2 separate regions of the Homo sapiens genome follow, and region 1 is linked to region 2. Evidence: chromatin contacts called from ENCODE Hi-C or POLR2A ChIA-PET data. All regions are on one chromosome and are shown on one strand. The core of a region is the stretch at or near the end of the contact, and the rest is flanking DNA. Distances in the headings are between cores, read along the strand shown.

Evidence for each region. Hi-C counts contacts between places; a loop is a spot of excess contacts on that map. ChIA-PET counts read pairs that join two places held with the same protein, here RNA polymerase II (POLR2A). Pooled maps may share reads with other maps.
Region 1: a loop to region 2 is called in a pooled map, with 4 times the contacts of the local background. The contact joins two enhancer-like sites. A Hi-C loop is called at or near these places in 1 of 168 maps with a recorded cell type or tissue (CD4-positive, alpha-beta T cell), 1 of 37 single-sample maps with no recorded cell type and 4 of 50 pooled maps. POLR2A ChIA-PET finds 5 or more read pairs at or near these places in 4 of 52 experiments (A673, CD4-positive, alpha-beta T cell, Caco-2 and 1 more).

The regions. Positions count from the first base shown.
Region 1 is chr3:128,294,035-128,296,734 of GRCh38, reverse strand. The region is part of intron 4 of EEFSEC (eukaryotic elongation factor, selenocysteine-tRNA specific); the gene reads right to left. Among named protein-coding and RNA genes, the nearest start is that of EEFSEC, 140 kb to the right of the region's middle. Within about 2 kb of position 1,359, at least 6 of the 41 ENCODE cell types and tissues checked have a DNase peak (open chromatin) inside an H3K27ac peak, as active enhancers do.
Region 2 is chr3:128,241,889-128,244,654 of GRCh38, reverse strand. The region is part of intron 1 of EEFSEC (eukaryotic elongation factor, selenocysteine-tRNA specific); the gene reads right to left. Among named protein-coding and RNA genes, the nearest start is that of EEFSEC, 90 kb to the right of the region's middle. Within about 2 kb of position 1,259, at least 2 of the 41 ENCODE cell types and tissues checked have a DNase peak (open chromatin) inside an H3K27ac peak, as active enhancers do.

The sequences.
Region 1 (2,700 bases), core at 110-2,609, 52 kb before region 2:
TAACTGCAGCAAGGTCACAGTGGTAGTCACATGCCAGAGAGACAGACGGAGGGGCATATGTGTGTAGCGTGGAGGGCAGGAAGGTCAGTGAGGAGGTAACCTTCGAGCTGCCTCCTGAGGTGCCCACATGGATATACCCCTGTGCGGATGACGAGGAGACACAGGCCCTGCAGGTCTGTGCATGGCCATGAAGGTGAGTATGCTGAGAAAACAGGAGAACTACAGTTTGCTTTATCAGTAGAAGAATGAGAAAAGCTGAGGCTACAGAGAAAAGCAAGGGCCAGCATCAGGATGGCTTGCAAATGCTGGACTTGGTAGGAAGGGAAAGAGGAGACAAGAAAGGCTTATGGGTGGCCAGGATGAGGACAGAGTGGCATTGGACTGTGTTAGCTACATGGGGTGGCCAGCTCAGACACCATCCTTCCTCCTGCCTCCACTCACCCTTTCTGCATACCAGGGACAGGAAGCCCCATCCTGCTGGTCATATTTCAAGATCCTACGTGGATTACGTTTTCCAAGAGAAGAGCTTTTAGGGTATTCCAACATCGGGACATCCTAGTGTGGGCTCAGGATGATGAAATCTCATGCTCTGCCAGGGCCCTCTCCCACCAAAGGCAGCCAGGCAAGCTCAGCTCCCAGTACCAGGGCCTGGATAATCTCTCACTCTCTATCCTTCCATCTCTTCTGGGATGAGCGGGTGATTTCTGGACCATGGTAACATGTGCTTTCTCAGGGGAAAGGTTAAAGCTGCCCTATAGGTCACTCAGTCACAAGAGCTGAGGCTGGGGCTGGGGACCAAACCCACCACATCACGCTGGAAAGCATTCCTTTTTTGCTTTTCTGCTAGTGCCTATGCACATACTTCCCATGGGGACTCTGGGCAGGAGGATGAATGGGCTGAGGAAGGTTCAAGAATTTCCTGGGTTCCCACCACCCCACTGAGACCCTCACATAAATGAGGAGAGCAGGGTCCAGGCCATGCTGGGGTGTCTGCCTCCCCAGCTGACTGCTGGGTCACCTGCTTGGGACTCTGGCAGGAAGCAGGCATGGAACCACGTGACTTCTCCCAAACTTGGGTCCTTCTCCATCTTCTCACCACAGTTCCAGCCCCAAGGAAGATTTAAAAAAAAAAAAAAAAAAGGAGCCTCAATTGTTGGAAGGCCCTGGAATTGTTTATTTTGTAAACAAACCAATGGCAATGAATTATGTTGAACTTTTAATAAGACACACATATCATACTAGGTCTGTATATTTGCCAGCAAAAAAAAAAAAAAAAAAAAAAAGTAGGGGGAAGTACAGAAAAATGCCTTGAAGTAAAGATCACAAAAGGGGTTTCCTGTTATGAGATACGGATGCATTTCCTTGACCAAAAACAGACTGATCAAAATGCCAAATCAAAAATTATGAAAACTACAAACAGGTGACAGATTTGAACTTGCTTCCTTTGCTTCCCAGGCCCCAAGAGGCAGCCAGAGGGCCATCCAGCTCCTGTAGTTGGACACCACCAAAGGCAGGGCTGAGGGGACATCGCACTGCTGCCAGTGTTGAGTAGAAAACATTTTGGGGGTGCCTGGAATCAGCTGCAGCTTTTTGCATTGGCCTCTTTTTGTTTCACCTGAGCCTGGATGACCAAATGAAACAATTCCCCTCAACTGAGCACATTCCAGCAACGGACAAACACCACACATGGTGCAGCCAGCGAAATGTCCCATGCTGGTCTGTGGCTGGCAGAGACATAGCCATTTTCCCAGGCATCATGGGGACAGCCCTCCCTGACAGGCACAGCAGAGGCCTGGAGGTACATGCAAGAGATTGATAGTTCATCAAAATGGCAGCAACACACATTGGAGGTATGATGTGTTTCTGTTTTTGTTTCATGACAATTCTAATTCGAACAAAAATGTCAAATATCAGAACAGTCTGCCATTCCAACTGTCTGGAATGGCATCTTCCAATCCTTGCATATGCTGTTTCCTCTGATGGGAATACCCTCCCCTTACCTTTTCCACTTAGTAAACCTATTTCTTTCTTCTCAGAGCCCTCCATGTCTCCAAGAAAGCCAACCAGACCCTCCCTTGGGGTCCCTCCCTATCTCAAGTGCCCCCAGTGTACAGGTGCTCTACTTCCTTGGCTCTCTCTGTCCCACAAGGTCATGAGTTCTGATGGTGGAGCCAGTGTCTGACTTAGGTCTGGGGCCCTGCTGCTCAGTCCAGAGGGGGCACTTGGCACAACTTCTGAAACTCTCCTTTACCTGTTGTGCCTAGCAGAGAATTTATGTGTCATTTCTAGAGGCTCAATAGCTGACATTTTAAGAACACTCAGATATGATAGAACTTAATTCACTTTTCCCCTCTAAATTCCCCTTCCCAGAACAAACTTTCAGGAAGAGGCAGGTCTTCCTGTATGTACTTCAACTGTCAGCCCCTAACAGGGTCAGCAAACTCTATTCCTGGCAATCTTCAGGGCTAGGAAGGACAGATAGTCCTCCACCCTAGCCCTAGGGGACCCTATGGGAAGGAGGGATATCTGGGCCTCACCAGGTATCTGGTCTAAGGCACCCCAGTGAGGACCCCTAATGGCTCCCAACCACAATACCCCTGCAAGAGCACCAGCATGCCAGTCTACAGAAGTGCTGGCTCTGAGCTGGCTCTCTCCTCTGGATCTCTGAGGGGCCAAGGGCACAGCAGAAGGTAGGGAGCA
Region 2 (2,766 bases), core at 10-2,509:
AAGGAAATTCTCTGTACATTCTTCGGTTCCTTTTCATTTTAAACAGGGATGTGTAGTATCTGTTCTAAAATAAAATTATAATTTTAAGTGCATAAATAAATAAATAATACAATAAAACACAGACCTGACCATGCCCTTCTCATGCTAAGAGCCCCACTGTCCACTGGAAAAAAAAAAAAAAAAGACTCCCCAATGTGGCTGTGGGAGGCTCCCTGTTTTTTAACTACCAGTTGCTTCCCACTCACCTTGTGCCAAGCACCATGCTGTGTGCTCCACAAACCCTTTCCTGGGCTTTTCGCCCTCTCTCCATGGCCCCATGACACTCATGCCTCCCTCACACAAGCTGAGCCCAAGCCTTCCCTACCCAGAAGATACACCCAACTGTCTTCCGGGTCCTAACCATCAGTAAATCTGGGAACTGGCCACAGGGCTGTGAGACTGGGTCTTGAGGCAGGATGAGATAAAGCCCAGCAGGGAACAAGGAGGGAGGAACACGTTGGGGGCCCAGCCTATTTTCCAGTCTCCACCTTCACAGCAGAATGGATCCTGCACTGGCCCCACAGGCCTCCCTCTCCGGTGGGTGAAGCTGTGCCCACAGAACCAAGGCCACTCAACCTCATGCGTTCCTTAAGGACTTCTCCAGAGTAATTCTGACTATCCAAGTTCCCTCTAGAACTTAAACACCTGCCACTACCTAGCCCCTAATTTACAGATGAGGAAGTCGAGGCTTTAGGGAAGTCCGTTGACTGCTCATGGTTATACAGCAGGTAGGTGGCAGAGAAGAGATCTGAACCCTGGTGCCCAGGTTCTTAACTCCCACGCCACACAGCCCGCCCTGCCCAGTGGGGACCCAGCCCACAATTTCTCCCCCTCCCCCCATCAACTCTCCCACTTCCCATCTAAAGATCAAGGTAGGACCCAGGTGGACTCTCGCCCCTTTCCCTTCCTTGCCTTTGCCCCTGCTCCTGCTTTGCCCAGAACACCTGCCCCAGGTTCACTTGCCCCTGATCCTTGATGCCCCACCCGGCTCCATGCTGAGGGTTCATAACCAAGGCCTGGGTTTTCAATCTGTATTCACAGCACAAGACCCAGCTTGGGCACAGCTTAATACATCGTTGCTGGACTAATGCAGCAAATGTCCATATCCCTGCCTCTTCTACTTTATTCACCAGGAATCTGTTCCTCTTCTTCAACAGTCGATTTCCTATTGGTATACACAACTATCCAGTCAACTATCCAGTAGGGGAATGACTCATGTGCTCCACGCATCAGGCCCTCTTGCTTCTCACGCCTATTGAGATCCTGTGGATGGGAAATGAAACTGATTGACAGACCCAGAAAACTAAGCATAGATAGGACCCAAACACTCAGGAGCCAGTTGGGATTTCATCTGCAGCCTGATCCAGCATCCAAAAGCCGTCTTTGTTCCAAAAGGCCAGGCTCTTGAGCGGACCCCGTGCAGCGCAGCCAGCACCAGGGACTTCTAAGGAGCCCAGAGGTCAGAGGGACTTGACTGGCCACACTGGGAACCAGACTAGCACTGGAAACCCGGGGTCATCACCAGGCAACTGCCTGCTGCCTGGCAGCAGCTCTCAGTTACTTTCTTTTCTTCATCAAACTTTTGATCAGACGACAGGAAGTGACACAACTGGCCCGTCTTGCCTTTTTCAAAATCCCTAGTAGTTTCATAGAATGAATCAAACAGTGTCCTTCCCAATTCCCATGAACCCAGGGTAGAAAATCGCTCTGAGACTAGAGGGACATAGCGAGTGAGTGGGTGGGAAACACAAGACAAAAAAATCAAGGCTTATAAATGATCCTCTATATTTCCCAATCTATCAGAGTTTTTCATCTAGTTGTACTGACTATAGTATCCTTAAAAGATTTGCAGAATAATTATAATAGGGTTAAAGTTTCTCAGTACATTTAAAAATTACAATTTCCAATTCTGTAAATTATATATCTTAATCATTTCAAAAATAATGAAAAACTTACAAGGGTCAGCATTTAACAAAGCATAAGTTATCTGTGAGGTGTAATTTTCCTTTTGGGACTGAAGGAATAAAATATGTTCAGAAAAAAATATTTCAGCTGGAGAAACTTAACATTATACTTTGAACATATTTTAGCAACCTCAAAATCAGATTTTTTTTTAAAAAAGTCAAAGCTATGGGCATTATAAGAAGGAGAAAAAATGTTACATTTAAAATAAAGAAAAAAAAATTTATTTCCAACTTATATTTTAAGTTCAGGGGTACATGTGCAGGATGACCAGGTTTGTTATGTAGGTAAATGTGTGCCATTATTTGTTATTTATTTATTTATTTTTTTAATTTTAGAGGCAGGGTCTTACTGTTGCCCAGGCTGGAGTGCAGTGGTGCAATCATAGCTCACTGCAGCCTTGAATTCCTGGGCTCAAACGATCCTCCTGTCCTAGCCTCCCAAGTAGCTGGGACTACAGGTGCATGCCACCATACCCAGCTTATTTTTAAAATTTTTTTGTAGAGGTGGAGTCTTGCTATGTTGCCCAGGCTGGTCTCGAACTCCTGGCCTCAATAGATCCTCCCACCTCAGCTCCCAAAGTGCTACTAGGATTACGGGCGTGAGCCACTGTGCCTGGCCAAAATTTGTTTTTGACTGGTGACTTTTTAAATATTCATTGAACAATGTAAATACATTTTATCAACAATATAAAACTGCAGTGGCAATTAATATCCTACTATTATTATGACCATTTGCCAAATACATTAACTCTCTCTGTGCCTC